Regions from separate parts of the Homo sapiens genome. Here region 2 is linked to region 1. A link is a loop called in an ENCODE intact Hi-C map of the cell type or tissue named here. Cell type or tissue: heart left ventricle. All regions are shown on one strand. Region 1 has its middle 52 kb from the start of TEX2. Region 2 overlaps SMURF2 (SMAD specific E3 ubiquitin protein ligase 2).

Region 1 (8,000 bases):
GCCAGAGTTTATCATTAAACTCTGACTGCACATCCAGCAAATTCACCTTTTCTGGCCACTAGGAAGTTGTCCTCCACTGCAGAGCAGGGACAATTACTGACTTCTGCTGAAGCCTTTTCAAAAACCTAGTTCTTTTACAGAGCCTCAGAACATCCTATGAATATTAACTAATATATTTTAATAAATGTCAATACAATTTTTCTTTTAGACCCCTTGTCTTTTATTATTATTATTATTTCAATTTAAAGATTTTCTAGGGCATGTTTTTCTGTCTGGTACACTTGTTACAAGTAGAGGTCACCGTGGTCATCTTCAACTGTCACTCCCCACCAACCCCTCCACCCCACCTCACCTTGCCAAGTTCTGCCTCTGTCTGTCACATATGTGGCACACACATGAAATATTTTTCTCCACCTGGCATTGGTTCTGCCACTTTGACAACCCTTGGCTGTGAGAGGGCCCAGGGGCTTGACTCTGCAACATATCAAGTGGCCTCAGCTACCAACTGAGAAACTTCCCCCTTGACAGGCATGACTAGAAAACCTGATTTCTCTGGGCAAAGCCTCGCACGCCCCAGGGACCATGTCTGTCTGGTTCTGTGATGTATCCCCTGTATTTAGCCTAGGATCTAGACCCTTCATAGGCACTTAAGAATTTCTTGCAAACAGGCCAGGTGCAGTGGCTCATGTCTGTGATCTCAGCACTTTGGGAGGCTGAAGCAGGCGGATCACTTGAGGTCAGGAGTTCGAGACCAGCCTGGCCAACATGGTGAAATCCTGTCTCTACTAAAAATACAAAAATTAGCTGGGCATGGTGGTGCATACCTGTAATCCCAGGCTGGGTTCTGCCCCAGTCAAATCCCAGGCTTTTGCCTGAATGGCCTGGATTAGTCTGTTTCAACCACATGGATCAGTTGGTTCCATCTTGAAAAAAGAGACTGGACTGGGGCTGCCATGATCCTGCTGTGTGCAAAGCACTGTGGGAAGGGCTGCCATCTTTGAGGCCTGGGTAGGCTTATGGTAGGCTTTGCAGAAGAACTTTTAGTCTGTATCAGTTCTTTGGGGTATCTGCTTGCCTGGCATCTTCCACACAGCCATGGAATTGCAGAGCTTAGCATAAACCAGACGCTTGCTGTTTGTTGAATAAACTCTGATAAGCAAAGGCGGCGTGTTCAACTATGTGGAGTCATGCTGTCTTAATTTTCACTTTTTGATTCAGCTATCACAGCCCATATGCCAACATCTCCACAAAACAGAGAGAAGCACCTGTGTTAGTCTTGGCACAAGATCGCTGTGAGGGCAGGATGGGGGCATCCTTGTTCTCCAGTGCACTGTGCACATGCGTGTGTGCATGTGTCTGACTGCATGGACATGTGTGTTTATGCACATGTCTACCTGTGTATACTCGGGGACTAAGGTCCTCACAGTCACATAACCTTAAGATGGTGATGTGAGGCCAGGTGCGGTGGTTCACGCCTATAATCCCAGCACTTTGGGAGGCCGAGGCGGGTGGATCACGAGGTCAGGAGTTCAAGACCAGCCTGGCTAACATGGTAAAACCCCATCTCTACTAAAAATACAAAAATTAGCTGGGTGTGGTGGTGGGCGCCTATAATCCCAGCTACTCAGGAGGCTGAGGCAGGAGAATCACTTGAACCCGGGGGGTGGAGGTTGCAGTGAGCCAAGATTGTGCCACTGCACTCCAGCCTGGGTGACAGAGTGAGACTCCATCTTAAAAAACAAACAAACAAACAAACAAAAACTATTGCAAAGACCCTCGCAAAAGGACAAAAGTGTCCTTTTAGCACTGTAAATTGGTAAAGAATACGCCCTCATGCCCTTGAGGATCTTTTGCAATGACTACAGGGTCTTCTAGATGTTGGATCCGCTTCCTGAGTAGACCTGTAACACTAGAAAGGGAAGCCTCCTACAAACATCTCACAATCTAGCAACTTTCCCCTTGACAGGCATGACCGGAAAACCTGACTTCTCTGAGCAAAGCCTTGCAAGCTCCAGGGACCATGTCTGTCTGGTTCTCTGATGTATCCCCTGTACATAGCACAGGATCTAGACCCTTAATAGGCACTTAAGAATTTCTTGCAAACAGGCCGGGCGTGGTGGCTCATGTCCGTAATCCCAGCACTCTGAGAGGCCGAAGCAGGCGGATCACAAGGTCAGGAGTTTGAGACCAGCCTGGCCAACATGGTGAAACCCTGTCTCTACTAAAAATACAAAAATTAGCTGGGTATGGTGGTGCATGCCTGTAATCCCAGCTATTCGGGAGCCTGAGGCAGGAGAATCGCTTGAACCTGAGAGGCAGAGGTTGCAGTGAGCTGAGATTGCACTGCTGCACTCCAGCCTGGGCGACAGAGCGAGACTCTGTCAAAAAAAAAAAAAAAATTCTTGCAAATATACTCAATAAGATGAGGCTACTGAGTGGCTGGTTAGGCTCACTCACCAGCTATGCTATCCATTCCTGCTTGCCAGCCTCAAAGAATATGATTAAAAGTTTTATATAGAGGGCATGACTTATCAACTCCAAACTTGGTTTTGCGACAAACATCACATTATGTCACTGTCATTAAATGAAAGAGAATCTGCCTCTGAGCTCCCATTCTGCCAGACTATTGGGAAAGTTAATGTTTGCCTCAATTGGAAAATCCCTCCTTCCCTCTAGGGTGGCACAAGAATCTGGAAGGCTCCTGTGGTTCCTAGAAAACAGAGGAAGGGGAAGGGACTCTGGTTATGGTCACTGTTCAAGCTCCTTGAAGTCCAGGCTTCCAAGGTCCACAGAAGGCAGGTGGTCCACTGGCTCCCGGCCACATGAGGTGCATGGGATCTCTGCCAAGGCTGTAAGACCCAGGGCCTGGGGTCCAGCCTATCTGGGTACCCAGGGCCTGTAGTCTAGCCTTCCTGGGTGCCCCAGGCATCAGCCATTTCCCTGACAGACTCTCCATCACCTGGAGGCAGAGAGTGGATCCCTGCAGCTTTCTCTTTCTAGTTTTGGGGACACTTTATTATCTGCTGCTCCACCTCTGCCCATTCCTGCTCTACAACCTCTCCTGGGGTGAGAAGCACACACAAACTGGGATTTCTAGAGGTCTGTGTGGCAGCAGGGACAGGAAGGATCCCAGGGAGATTAACAGCAAATTAATTCTGCAAATGGCCCTGCCACAGGGGCCCAATGGAAGGACAGCCTGCCTCAAATCTAAATCATTGTGGTCATTCTCTAAATAATCAAAACCTCAAGTGTTTAATCTGCAAATGCCAAGGGTCTATTGAAATGACTGTAGTCAAGAGCTTCCTGATGAAAAGAACTTTTTATTTTTTTATTTTTATTTTTATTTTTTATTTTTTTGAGACGGAGTCTCGCTCTGTTGCCCAGGCTGGAGTGCAGTGGTGCGATCTGGGCTCACTGCAACCTCTTCCTCCTGGGTTGAAGCAATTCTCCTGCCTCAGCCTCCAGAGTAGCTGGGATTACAGGTGCACACCACCATGCCTGGCTAATTTTTGTATTTTTAGTAGAGACAGGGTTTTACCATGTTGGTCAGGCTGGTCTCAAACTCCTGACCTTGTGATCTGCCTGCCTTGGCCTCTCAAAGTGCTAGAATTACAGGCATGAGCCACCGTGCCCAGTCTGTTTTTTATTTTTATTTTTTTGAGACAGAGTCTCACTCTGTTGCCCAGGCTGGAATGCAGTGGTGCCATCTTAACTCACTGCAACCTTCACCTCCTGGGTTCAACCGATTCTCCTGCCTCAGCCCCCCCAAGTAGCTGAGATTACAGGCGTGCGCAACCACACCCCAGCTAATTTTTTTTATTTATTTTATTTTTTATTTTTAGTAAAGACAGGGTTTCACTATGTTGGTCAGGCTGGTCTCGAACTCCTGACTTCAAATGATCTGCCCGCCTTAGCCTCCCAAAGTGCTGGATTATAGGCGTGAGGCGCCGTGCCCAGCCGAAAAGAACTTTTAAAATTTGCTATCTTTTTCATCTTAAACTAACCCTGCCAGAGACACCATCTGCAAACTGAGCTCGTCTTGGCCCAGGGATACACACTTTTAATCAACGGCTGGCGGTGTGATGGGCTTCTAGAGACGGTGTTAGGTTCCGCTTTAGGGTCTGTCGTTGAAAGGCACTGAAATCCACTCTTTTTCCTTTCCTAGAATCCAGTCCCAGACTCTGTAGAAGTCTTGGGAGGAGACTGGGAGATTTCCTCATGCTGCAAATTCTGGCCCAAACAATCCAGTCCCTGAGGAGGGTGTGTTGGTGTACCAGAAACTGATGGAACAGCACCCGGCACCATGCCAGACCCTCCTGTGCCAAGAGGTTCCAGGAAAATGAGCATATCCTAGGATTGGGAGGAAGTAAGGCAGCAACTGGGGACTTTTTCCTAATGAGTCCAATAAATCCTTGGAAAAATAATCCACCGAGGGTCAAATATACATAGAAAACAACTTTGAAGGCTTTTGGAGGCTTTTTTCCCTAAAAAGAGAGAAAAGTAAAAAATATTCCAGGCATTGGCTTTCAAAAACAAACAAACAAACAAAGAACAAAACAAAACAAAAAAACCAAAAAACAAACAAAACCAAGAACAACCCTGGGAATATAAAATTCTTCAAGATATGCAAGAAACATATAAACTTCAGGCCAGGTGCTTTGACATGCGCTTGTAGTCCCAGCTACTCAAGACGATTGTTTGAGCCCAGGAGTTTGAGGCTGTAGTGTGCTATGATCACACATATGAACAGCTACTGCACTCCAGCCTGGGCAACAAAGTAAGACTTCGTCTCTAAAATAAATACAACTAAATTTTAAAAGAGAAGTTTATAAACTTTAGTTATGTATTCTGGCCAATTAATGGGAGGGAGACAAAGAGAAAAACTGAACTAGAGGAGAAAAAGGAAGGGAAAGGAGGAAGCAGAGAAAGAATGAGAGAGGAGAGTGAGGGAGAACTCTGAAGAAGGCCAGAGAAAGAAAACAACAGGCCGGGCGCGGTGGCTCACACCTGTAGTCCCAGCACTTTGTGAGGCTGAGGCGAGAGGATCACCTGAGGTCAGGAGTTCGAGACCAGCCTGGCCAATATGGTGAAACCCCATCTCTACTAAAAACACAAAAATTAGCTGCGCGTGGTGGCACACGCCTGTAATCCCAGCTACTCGGGAGGCTGAGGCACGAGAATCACTTGAACCTGGGAGGCAGAGGTTGCAGTGAGCCGAGATTGCGCCACTGCCCTCCAGCCTGGGAGACAGAGCAAGACTCTGTCTCAAAAAAAATTTTAAAAAAGGCCGGGCATGGTGGCTCATGCCTGTAATCCCAGCACGTTGGGAGGCCGAGGCAGTAGGATTGCTTGAGCTCAGGAGCTTGATACCAGCCTGGGTAACATAGTGAGACCTCATTTCCATATAATAAATAAATAAAATAGAAAAGAAAACAATAATATTTCAGAGATGCCGAGACACAAAGCACAAGAGAACAGAGCACAGTGAGAGAACACTGGCCTGAGAAGGCTCAAAAGATGATGCTGAGAAGATGATGTTATCTGAAGGAAAATCACCATCTTTCTGCCTTCCGATTTACATGAGCATCTTAGAAACCTGGGAAGTCAGAGCTACAAGGACCTGAGCTCGTCTAGTCCAGTCTTTTCTGTACTGGGTTGAATAGTGTCACCCCAAAATCATATCTGCTTGGAACTTCAGAATGTGAGTTTATTTGGAGACAGGGTCTTTGTAGATAATGTTAGTGAAGATGGGGTTGTATTGGATTCGGGTGGGCGCTAAATCCGATAACTAGTGTCCTTTTTTTTTTTGGAGACAGAGTCTCGCTCTATCCCCGAGGCTGGAGTGCAGTGGTGCAATCTTGGCTCACTGCAACCTCCGCCTCCCGGATTCACGCCATTCTCCTGCCTCAGCCTCCTGAGTAGCTGGGATTACAGGTGTGTGCCACCAGGCCTGGCTAATTTTTTGTATTTTTAGTAGAGATGGGATTTCACCATGTTGGCCAGACTGGTCTTGAACTCCTGACCGCAGGTGATCCACTCGCCTCAGCCTCCCAAAGTGCTAGGATTACAGGCATGAGCCACCACACCCAGCTCTAGTGTCCTTCTCAGAAGGCCATGTGAAGGCACAGACACGCATGTGAAAGAATGCCCTGTGATGACAGAGGCAGTGACTGGAGCAGTGCAGCTGCAACCCAGAAAATCTCAAGAATTGCCAGGAACCATCAGAGGCCAGGAGAGGCAGAGAAGGGGTCTTTCCTAGAGCCTTTGGAGGAGCATGGCATTGCTGACACCTTGATTTTGGACTTCAGGTGTCCAGAACTGTGCAAGAATAGATTTCTGCTGTTTTTAGCCAGCTGGTTTGTGGTAATTTATTATGGCATCCCTGGGAAATGATGAATACATTTTCCTTTGCAGGAGAGGAGCCCTAGGATGTGTGACACATCCAAGGTCATGTAATCGACTGGTGGCCAATCCCCTATTCCAATTTAGCTTTTATTTTTCTTTAAGAATTGTATTTGCGGCCAGGCGTGGTGGCTCATGCCTGTAATCCCAGCACTTTGGGAGGCCAGGGTGGGTGGATCACTTGAGGTTAGGAGTTTGACCAGCCTGACCAATATGGTGAAACCCCATCTCCACTAAAAAAATACAAAATTAGCCGGGTGTGGTGGCACATGCCTGTAATCCTAGCTACTTGGGAGGCTGAGGCAGGAGAATTGCTTGAACCTGGGAGGCGGAGGTTGCAGTGAGCCAAGATGGTGCCACTGCACTCCAACCTGGGCAACAAGAGCGAGACTCAAAAACTAAACAAGCAAAAAAGTTAAAAAAAGTTAATTTGCTTTCCAGCATTGTCATCCTTTCTGAATGTGGAAATAAGGTTTCTTTTCTATTGCCAAAGTTCATTCTGAAGAAAGAATTCTTTTCCTATTGAATTATGAAATATATATGAAGGGACAATTTGGGCTTTAGAAATACTTTGGACTCTGAAGTTTTTCAATAGATTTACTGCTGGTTCTTTGATATTCCAAAATATTCTCTTTTTTGTCTTTTTTTTTTTCTTTTTTGTGGAGAATGGGGTCTTGCTATATTGCCCAGGCAGGACTTAAACTCCTGGGCTCAAGCAATCCTTCTGCCTCTGCCTCCCTAAGTGCTGGGATTACAGGCATGAGTCACTGCACCTGGTCTGGTATTCCAAAACATTCTAATAGCTTATTACTTTTGAGAGATGAGGGCTACCCCCTTCAAATGTTGAAATCACCATTTGTTTCCTTATTCTGAGCAATTTTCTGAAGGTAAGCCGAGTCTTGCTGGGGATATTGAATGTAAAACTGTCTTTAAAGTAGATCCTTTGGTAAGAAATGTATTGATCACTATTTTGGGGTTTTAACTGACATCAAATAATATGAAGCATATGTGAGTTTTTAATTATTTAGAAGTTCCTAACCCTTTTTTGGACCCTATCTCCCTTCAAGAAACTGATAAAAGGCCAGGCGTAGTGGCTCACACCTATAATACCAGAATTTGGGAGGCTGAGGCAGGAGTTCTATCACTTGAGCCCAGGAGTTTGTGACCAGCCTGGGCAACATAGTAACACCCTCATCTCTACAAAAAAATTAAAAATTAGCTGGGTGTGGTCGTGGGCACCTGTGGTCCCAGCTTTGGGAAGCTGAGACAGGAGGATTGCTTGAGCCCGGGAGGTCAAGGCTGCAGTGAGCCATGTTCACACCAGTGCACTCCAGCCTGCGTGACAGAGCAAGACTCTTTATCTCAAAACAAACAAAGACATGGATAAAAGCTATGGATTCTCTCCCATAGAAAACTGCACACCCTCATAACCTTTTGCACCTACTCTTTTTTTTTTTTGAGACAGAGTTTCGCTCTTGTTGCCCAGGCTGGAGTGCAATGGCTCGATCTTGGCTCACCACAACCTCTGCCTCCCAGGTTCAAGCAATTCTCCTGCCTCAGCCTCCCGAGTAGCTGAGATTACAGGCATGCACCACTAC
Region 2 (8,000 bases), 330 kb after region 1:
CCATGAGTTTAAGGCTGCAGTGTGTTATGTTCACACCTGTGAACACTAGTACACATCAGCCTGGGCAACACAGTGAGAACTTGTCCCTAAAAAAATAATTAAGAAAAATAGAAAAGTGGGGAGGAAGACAAGGAAGAGAATAATTGGACATGCATGTCTCCTTTTTGTTTGTTTTTAAATTCAAGACAGGGTATCGCTATGTTGCCAGGCTGGTCTCAAACGCCTAGGCTTAACAACCCTCCTGCCTCAGCCTTATGAGTAGCTGGGATTACAGACATATGCCACCACACCCAGGTGGACATGCATCTCTTAATGAGATGGATGGGGTTTTCTTACTTTCAATTACTTCATGTGTCTATTAATGACTATTACTTATTGCTGGAATGAGGGTACAACATAAATTCTAATCCCATTTTTCATTTTATACATATAAATGCTAAGAAAACCTATTCACATAAATAAGTAGGTAATGAAAGAAGTTTTGTTACAGCAATGCCATTAAATTCTTTGAGTTAGATGCCAAAAAAAATTACCAAGATCTATAATTTTAAAAAACTTTCTGGGAAATGGCATTTGACTTCACTATTTCTTATAATTTTTTTTTTTTTTGAGATGGAGTCCCGCTCTGTTGCCTAGGCTGGAGTGCAGTGGTGCCATCTCAGCTCACTGCAACCTCCATCTCCAGGTTCAAGCAATTCTCATGTCTCAGCCTCCCGAGTAGCTGGGATTATAGGCGCACACCACCATGCCCAACTAATTTTTGTATTTTTGGTAGAGACAGAGTTTCACCACATTGGCCAGGCTGGTATTGAACTCCTGACCTCAAGTGATCTGCCCGCCTCAGCCTCCCAAAGTGCTGGGATTATAGGCATGAGCCACTGGAATTTTTCTTTTTTTTTTTCTTTCTTTTTTTTTTTTTTTAAATTGAGACAAGGTCTGGCTCTATCGCCCAGGCTGGAGTGCAGTGGCACCATCTCGGCTCACTGCAACCTCTGCCTGCTGGGCTCGAGCCATCCTCCCACCTCAGCCTCCCAAGTAGTTGGGACTAGAGGTATGCACCACACACCAGGCTAATTTTTGTAGTTTTTGTAGAGATGGAGTTTCACCATGTTGCCCAGGCTGGTCTCGAATTCATGAGCTCAAGCGATCCATCCCTTCAGCCTCCCAAAGTGCTGGGATTACAGGCATGAGCCACCACTCCTGGCCCTATAAAAATTATTTTTAATGACCAGCTAAAACTTGATCAAGTCCTTCAATTTTGTTGAAAACTACAGAGAGAAATATGCCTGACTTATGAAAAGATGCTACCCAGTCATTGATATCACTGCCTTCTCACCAACATTCTGATTTGTCTCTCTGGTGGTGTGGAAGGCCTCTCACCACAATGTACTATTTGGGATGTCTGGCTAATGTGCCTTTCTTTGTAAAGTGGAAGGTAGAAAATATGAAAGATCAATCGTAGAATCTAGAAAGCCCCCTTAGAAATACCTATGGGCTTTCATTATTTTATTTCACCCTTACTGCATACACCATTAACTCTAGCACTGACTGTGGTTATTTCATCCATCAAGTCTTATCTGTTTGGTTACCTGCAAGTTCCCTGAAAGCAAGATAAAGGTCTTAACCTCTTCTTAAAATCCTAGAGCCTACATCTCAGTGTTAGGTGCATGTAAGACTCCCAGCAAATGTTTACTGAATGAATATGTAAATATGAGCATATTTCATCATTATTCTTAGTCTTCTTCCTTGCTAGAAAAAATACAATTAGGGGTTAACTAAGCTGGAAATCAGAAGAAACTGAAAAAAAAAGAAAAAAAAATCAGAAGAAACTGGGAAAGAGAAAACTAAAATATATGAAGCTTCAAATTTTATCACAATGAACTTTTGGTACATCTATCCTCATTTCTAAAGAACTGGAATAGAGGCCGGGTACGGTGGTTCACACCCGTAATCCCAGCACTCTGGGAGGCTGAAGCGGGCGGACCTGAGGTCAGGAGCTTGAGACCAGCCTGGCCAACATGGTGAAACCCTGTCTCTACTAAAAATACAACAATTAGCCAAGCATGGTGGTGGCAGGCACCTGTAATCCCAGTTACTCCGGAGGCTGATGAAGGCAAATCGCTTGAACCCAGGAGGGGGAGGTTGCGGTGAGCCGAGATCATGCCATTGCACTTCAGCCCGGGTGACAGAGTAAGACTCTGTCTAAAAAAAAAAAAAAAAAGATTTAGGGAACAAATTTCGTCAGATAAAAGGTGCTCATTTCACTTTCACTGGTTCAGATTACCTACAAAGACACCTTGGTAGACACAGTGGCTCATGTCTGTAATTCCAGCTACCAGGGAGGCTGAGGTGAGAGGACTGCTTGAAACCCAGAGTTCAAGACCATCCTGGGCAACAGTGAGACCCAGTCCTTAAAAACTTTTTTTCTTAATTAGCCAGGCACAGTGGTGAGCAACTATTGTCCTAGCTACTCAGGAGGCTGAAGCAGGAAGACTGCTTGAGCCTAGGAGTTCCAGGCTGTAAGTGAGCTACGATCATGCCACTGCACTCCAGCCTGGGCAACACAGTGAGACCCTATCTCTTAAAAAAAAAAAAAAAAAAAAAAAAAAAAAAAAAACAGGATCTCAATAGTAATTAAATGAGACAATAAATGAGAATATCTTAAAACCATAGAACTCTAAAAAAAAATGTTAAATTATCTTCCTAACATTGACAGACTACTTACATGTGACTTTTCTTAGATGATAATCCAGCAACAGATTTTATTCCAGTGAATGTTAGTGATCTTCATTTTGTTAAGCAGCAAAATTTGCAGTGTGGTAAAACAGTTCTATCCATCAAGTCAAATATTAACAAATGAACACTTCAGTCCTATATCTTTATAACTTAATGATGTTGAAATTACTAAGGTATAAATGTTAGTTAATTCAATAATGACATCACAAAGAGAGATCTTATTTGTTTCAACTGAGGTCCCTGAGATCACGAAAGCCTGTTTTCAATTTCATCATTCTTTAATTCACAAATGGCTCACACATGTAACTCCAGCATTCTGGGAGGTCAAGACTGGAGGACTGTTTGAAGCCAGGAGTTTGAGACCAGCCTGGGCAACATAATGAGACTCCATTTCTACAAAAAATTTAAAAATTACACCAGCATGGTGCCACATACCTATAGTCTCAGCTACTCAGGAGGCAGAGGCAGGAGGATTACTTGAGCCCAGGTGGTCAAGGCTATAGTGAGCCATAAGCCTGAGCGACAGAGTGAGACCCTGTTTCAAACAAAAACAAAAACAAAAAACAAAACACACACACACACACAATTTATTGAAGTACTACATATGCAGCACTATGTTAGAGATGGTATTTTGAATCTATCAAATGCCGTTTTACTTTTCCTTATAGTTTTTTTTCCATCCTTCTTTCTCTACAAAATTCCCCAAGTTCAACTGTAAAAAATCTCTATCAACCTTATTTATGGTATTAGATTCATACAATTCTGAATAATCTTACCAACCAATCAGTGTTTTCTTCTTCACTGGAGGAAGAAAGTTACATGTAAAGCCTGATGACACAAAAATCACAAAAATAAAAACAGAATTACTAATGTTTGCAACTCTACTATCTACTCCTACAACATGTAGCATTTAAAGAGTTTACATAAGAAAGCTCACACTAAAGTATGATTTTTCATTACACATTGGAGTCAAATTTTCAGTTTCTAACTCTTCAACACCATTTATTCCAAGCACACTCATTTAGACTTTGGGTTTCAGTTTTACAGGTTTTTACATACCCTGACATCTATCAGTGCAGAAATACCCCCATCTACTGGCAAGAGGTGACGCTACAGGCTACTTTTGAAAGCGCCAGCATGCTACAGAGGAATTTATCAAGTCATAAAGAGTTCATCCAAACAGCTCCCCAATCTACAATCCAACTCCAAAATCCTGAGCCATCTTCTACTTCTTACCAAACATTGGGGGATGGAAGGAACAGAGAAGTATAGTTAATCGGTTAAATGGCTGCCATATTAAGATAAAAATGGTTTATAAAAATATATTTTTAAATATTTAAAATATTGAGGCCGGGTGCAGTGGCTCATGCCTGTAATCCCAGCACTTTGGGAGGCTGCAACGGGCGTATCACTTAAGATAAGGAGTTTGAGAAACAACCTGGCCAACATGGTGAAACCCTGTCTCTACTAAAAATACAAAAAATTAGCCAGGCATGGTGGTGCGTGCCTGTAGTCCCAGCTACTGGGAAGGCTGAGGTGGGAGAACTGCTTAAGCCAGGGAGGCAGAAGTTGCAGTGAGCTGAGATTGCACCACTGCACACCAGCCTGAGTGACAGAGCGAGACACCATCTCAAAAATAAAATATTGAAAATATTTGATTAAAATATTGAAACATAAATACCTAATTATATTTCATTATATGAATACTTCATGATATGCTGATACAAGACATTTATGCCTTTTTTTTCTTGCCTAGCTAGGATTTCAATCCAAAATGCTTACTTTAAAAGACATGTATCATTTAAATAAATATATATTAATCATTATTAATGTCGTACCTGCTCTTATAAAATATAATCGGTTTTCACCAATTTCTTTAAAACAAAATCCGTGGTCAAAAATGACAAAGTACGTTTACAAAAAACTTTACACCTTGAACAGTATCTTTCATGTACATTATTCCATCATATTGCTAAAATAAATAAGACTTGCCTTTTTTTTTTTTTTTTGAGACCATGTCTCACTATGTTGCCCAGGCTGGTCTCGAACTCCTGAGCTCAAGCAATCCTCCAGTCTCAGCCTCCTAGACAGCAGGGATTACAGGCACACACCATCACACGGGTTTTTTGTTTTTTGTTTTTTTTTTTGGTATTTTCACACCTGGTTTTAACGCTGTCATTTTAAGCATGCATTTATAACTAAAGGCACAAGCACAGAGAAAATAAGTGATTTGCTTAGATGCACAAAGCTTATACATGGCATAACTAGGATACGAACTCACATTTTCTGCCTCCAATTCTATACTCTCCACAACATTCTGACTACCTCTCATAAAATGACCAGGCACAGTGGCTCATGCCTGTAATCCCAGCACTTTGGGAGGCCGAGGTGGGCGGATCACTTGAGGTCAGGAGTTCGTGACCAGCCTGACCAACATGGTGAAACCTCATGCCTACTAAAAATACAAAATTAGCTGGGTGTAGTGGCAGGCACCTGTAATCCCAGCTACTGGGGAGGCTGAGGCAGGAGAATTGCTTGAACCTGAGAGGCTGAGGTTGCAGTGAGTGGAGATCGTGCCTGGGCAATACAGTGAGACTGTGTCTCAAAAAAACAAAATTACCAAGTATATCTTACATAGAAAATGAGATCTACATTATGGATTTCTGCTTTGTGACAGTGCCTAGGAATGCACGGTGGTTAAAAAAAAAAAAATCTGCTGGCTGGGCGCGGCGGCTCACGTCTGTAATCCCAGCACTTTGGGAGGCCGAGGTAGGCTGATCACCTGAGGTCAGGAATTCAAGAACAGCCTGGCCAACACAGCAAAACCCTGTCTCTACTAAAAATACATGGTGGCGGGTGCCTGTAATCCCAGCTACTTGGGAGGGTGAAGCAGGAGAATCACTTGAACCCAGGAGGCGGAGGTTGCAGTGAGCTGAGATCGCGCCATTGCACTCCAGCCTGGGCGACATAGCAAGGCTGTCTCAGAAATATATATATTTTTGTGTATATATATATGCTTACATTTTAATAAAATTAAGTTTCTTCCTTTCTTTTGCCTTGGAGAAAAAATATACACATAAAGCTGGGCGCGGTGGCTCACGCCTGTAATCCCACACTTTGGGAGGCTGAGGCGGGTGGATCATTTGATGTCAGGAGTTCAAGACCAGCCTGGCAACATGGTGAAACCCTGTCTCTACTAAAAATATAAAAATTACACGGGCATGGTGGCGCGCGCCTGTAGTCCCAGCTACTCCAGAGGCCAAGGCAGAAGAACTGCTTGAACCCAGGAGGTGGAGGTTGCAGTGAGCCAAGATCGTGCCACTGCATTCCAGCCTGGGCGACAGAGCAAGACCCTACCTCAGAAAAAAAAAAAAAGAGAAGAAAAGAAAAGAAAAAATATACACATAAAATAATGCAAGCAAAAACAGGCCAGGCGCAGCAATGGCTCAGACCTGTAATCCCAGCACTTTGGAAAGCCAAGGCAGGGGATCACTTGAGGCCAGGAGTTCAAGACCAGCCTGGGTAACACAGTGAGGCCCCATGTCTACAAAAAATAAAAAAATTAGCTGGGCACGGTGATGGATGTTTGTAACCCAGCTATTCAGAAGGCTGAGGCGGGAGGATCACTTGAGCCCAGTTCAAGATCGCAGTGAGCTCTGATTGTGCCACTGCACTGCAGCCTGGGTGACAGAGACCCTGTCACAAAAATAATAATACAAGCAAAAACGATAAATACTCATAATCCAACCCACACTTAACACACCAATCACCTCCTTTCTTTTCTATGGTCACATTTTAGATATGTTTATTCTTTATATCCCACCTTTTTCCAAAAACATGACTGATAGCTGGTAAACAGACACTTACGTTAAGTCATGGTTGTTGCAATCCTCTTTCATCACATCAGTAAGAGATGAAAAAGACTAATAATTTTAAAATGTAAGGTTCATAATAGAAATTCTGAAAGGAAAACTACAGGGCCCAATCTAGGCTTTTCCTAATTTCTTATATCTGCATTTATGGCACCACGTAATAAAAATAATATCTGTCACAGATCAAAAATGATAAATACTTATTGGCTGAACAAATTAAACAGCCGCTCCAAAGCACTACAAGATCCTAAATCAAAGACTCAATTTGTTTGAAAGCTGCTTTATTTTAAAGCTATAGTAATCAAGACAGCATAGTGTTAAAACAAATAAACTTAAAGGGTAGAATCATAAAGAAAACACAGGAGAGTCCAGAAATAGAATTCTATGTATACTGTCAACTGATTTGTTTGTTTGTTTGTTTTGAGACAGAATCTCGCTCTGTCGCCCAGGCTGGAGTGCAGTGGCACAATCTCAGCTCACTGCAACCTCCACCTCCTGGGTTCAAGTGATTCTCTTGCCTCAGCCTCCCGAGTAGCTGGGATGACAGGCACCTGCCACACACCTGGCTAATTTTTTATTTTTAGTAGAGACGGGGTTTTGCCATGTTGGCCAGGCTGGTCTAGAACTCCTGACCTCATGTGAGCCTCCTGCCTCGGCCTCCCAAAGAATAGGCATGAGCAACCGCACCTGGCCTGTCAACTGATTTTCTACCAAGGTGCCAAGACAATTCAATGGAGGAAACAAAAGTATTTTCAACAAATAGGGCTACAAAAATAGAATATCCATATGAAAAAAAAATCATGACACTTACTTCTCACAGCATATTAAAAAATTAACTTGAAAATAAGTTTAAATGTATGAGTTAAAATTATAAATAATGCAGAAGAAAACACAGAGAAAATCTTTAGAACTCTGGGTTAGAAAAAGACTTAGGACTCAAAAAACATGAACCACAAAAGAAAAACACTGATAAACAGGTTTCATCAGCATTCAAAACTTCTTCTCTTTGGGACATCTTTTGGGGGGCGGTGGGGGAGCTACAGTCCGGGAGAAAATATTTGCAAAGTATATATCTCATAAAAGGCTTATATCCAGAATACATAAAGAATTCTCAAAACTCAATAAGAAAACAATCCAATTTTAAAACATGAACAAAAGATTTGGATATTCACCAAAGATTATATGGACAATAAATAAGTCCATTAAAATGTGCTTAAAACTGTAGGTTATTAAGGAAGTAAAAATTAAAGTACCATGAAATATCTGTACCTACCAATTAGAATGGCTAAAATCAAAGACAGTATCAAGTGCTGACTAGGATGAGGAACTACTGAAACTCATACAATGCTGGTAGAAATGCAAAATGGTACAACTTTGAAAAAAAAAAAATTT

Evidence for each region. Peaks named below come from ENCODE experiments on the same cell type or tissue, not always from the same donor. Only the 100,000 strongest peaks of a DNase experiment are listed, where the experiment ranks them.
Region 2: a loop joins it to region 1, with 5 times the contacts of the local background. A loop is called at or near these places in 10 of 110 quality-filtered maps.

Annotation. Positions count from the first base shown.
Region 1 is chr17:64,311,102-64,319,101 of GRCh38, forward strand. No RefSeq gene overlaps it. Among named protein-coding and RNA genes, the nearest start is that of TEX2, 52 kb to the left of the region's middle. In heart left ventricle, no CTCF peak of the experiment used is centred here; DNase peaks (open chromatin) are centred at 3,992 and 4,300; H3K27ac peaks cover 2,145 bases.
Region 2 is chr17:64,645,476-64,653,475 of GRCh38, forward strand. All of the region lies in intron 1 of SMURF2 (SMAD specific E3 ubiquitin protein ligase 2), which reads right to left. Among named protein-coding and RNA genes, the nearest start is that of SMURF2, 13 kb to the right of the region's middle. In heart left ventricle, CTCF peaks have their summits at 3,830 (motif pointing left) and 4,036; no DNase peak of the experiment used is centred here.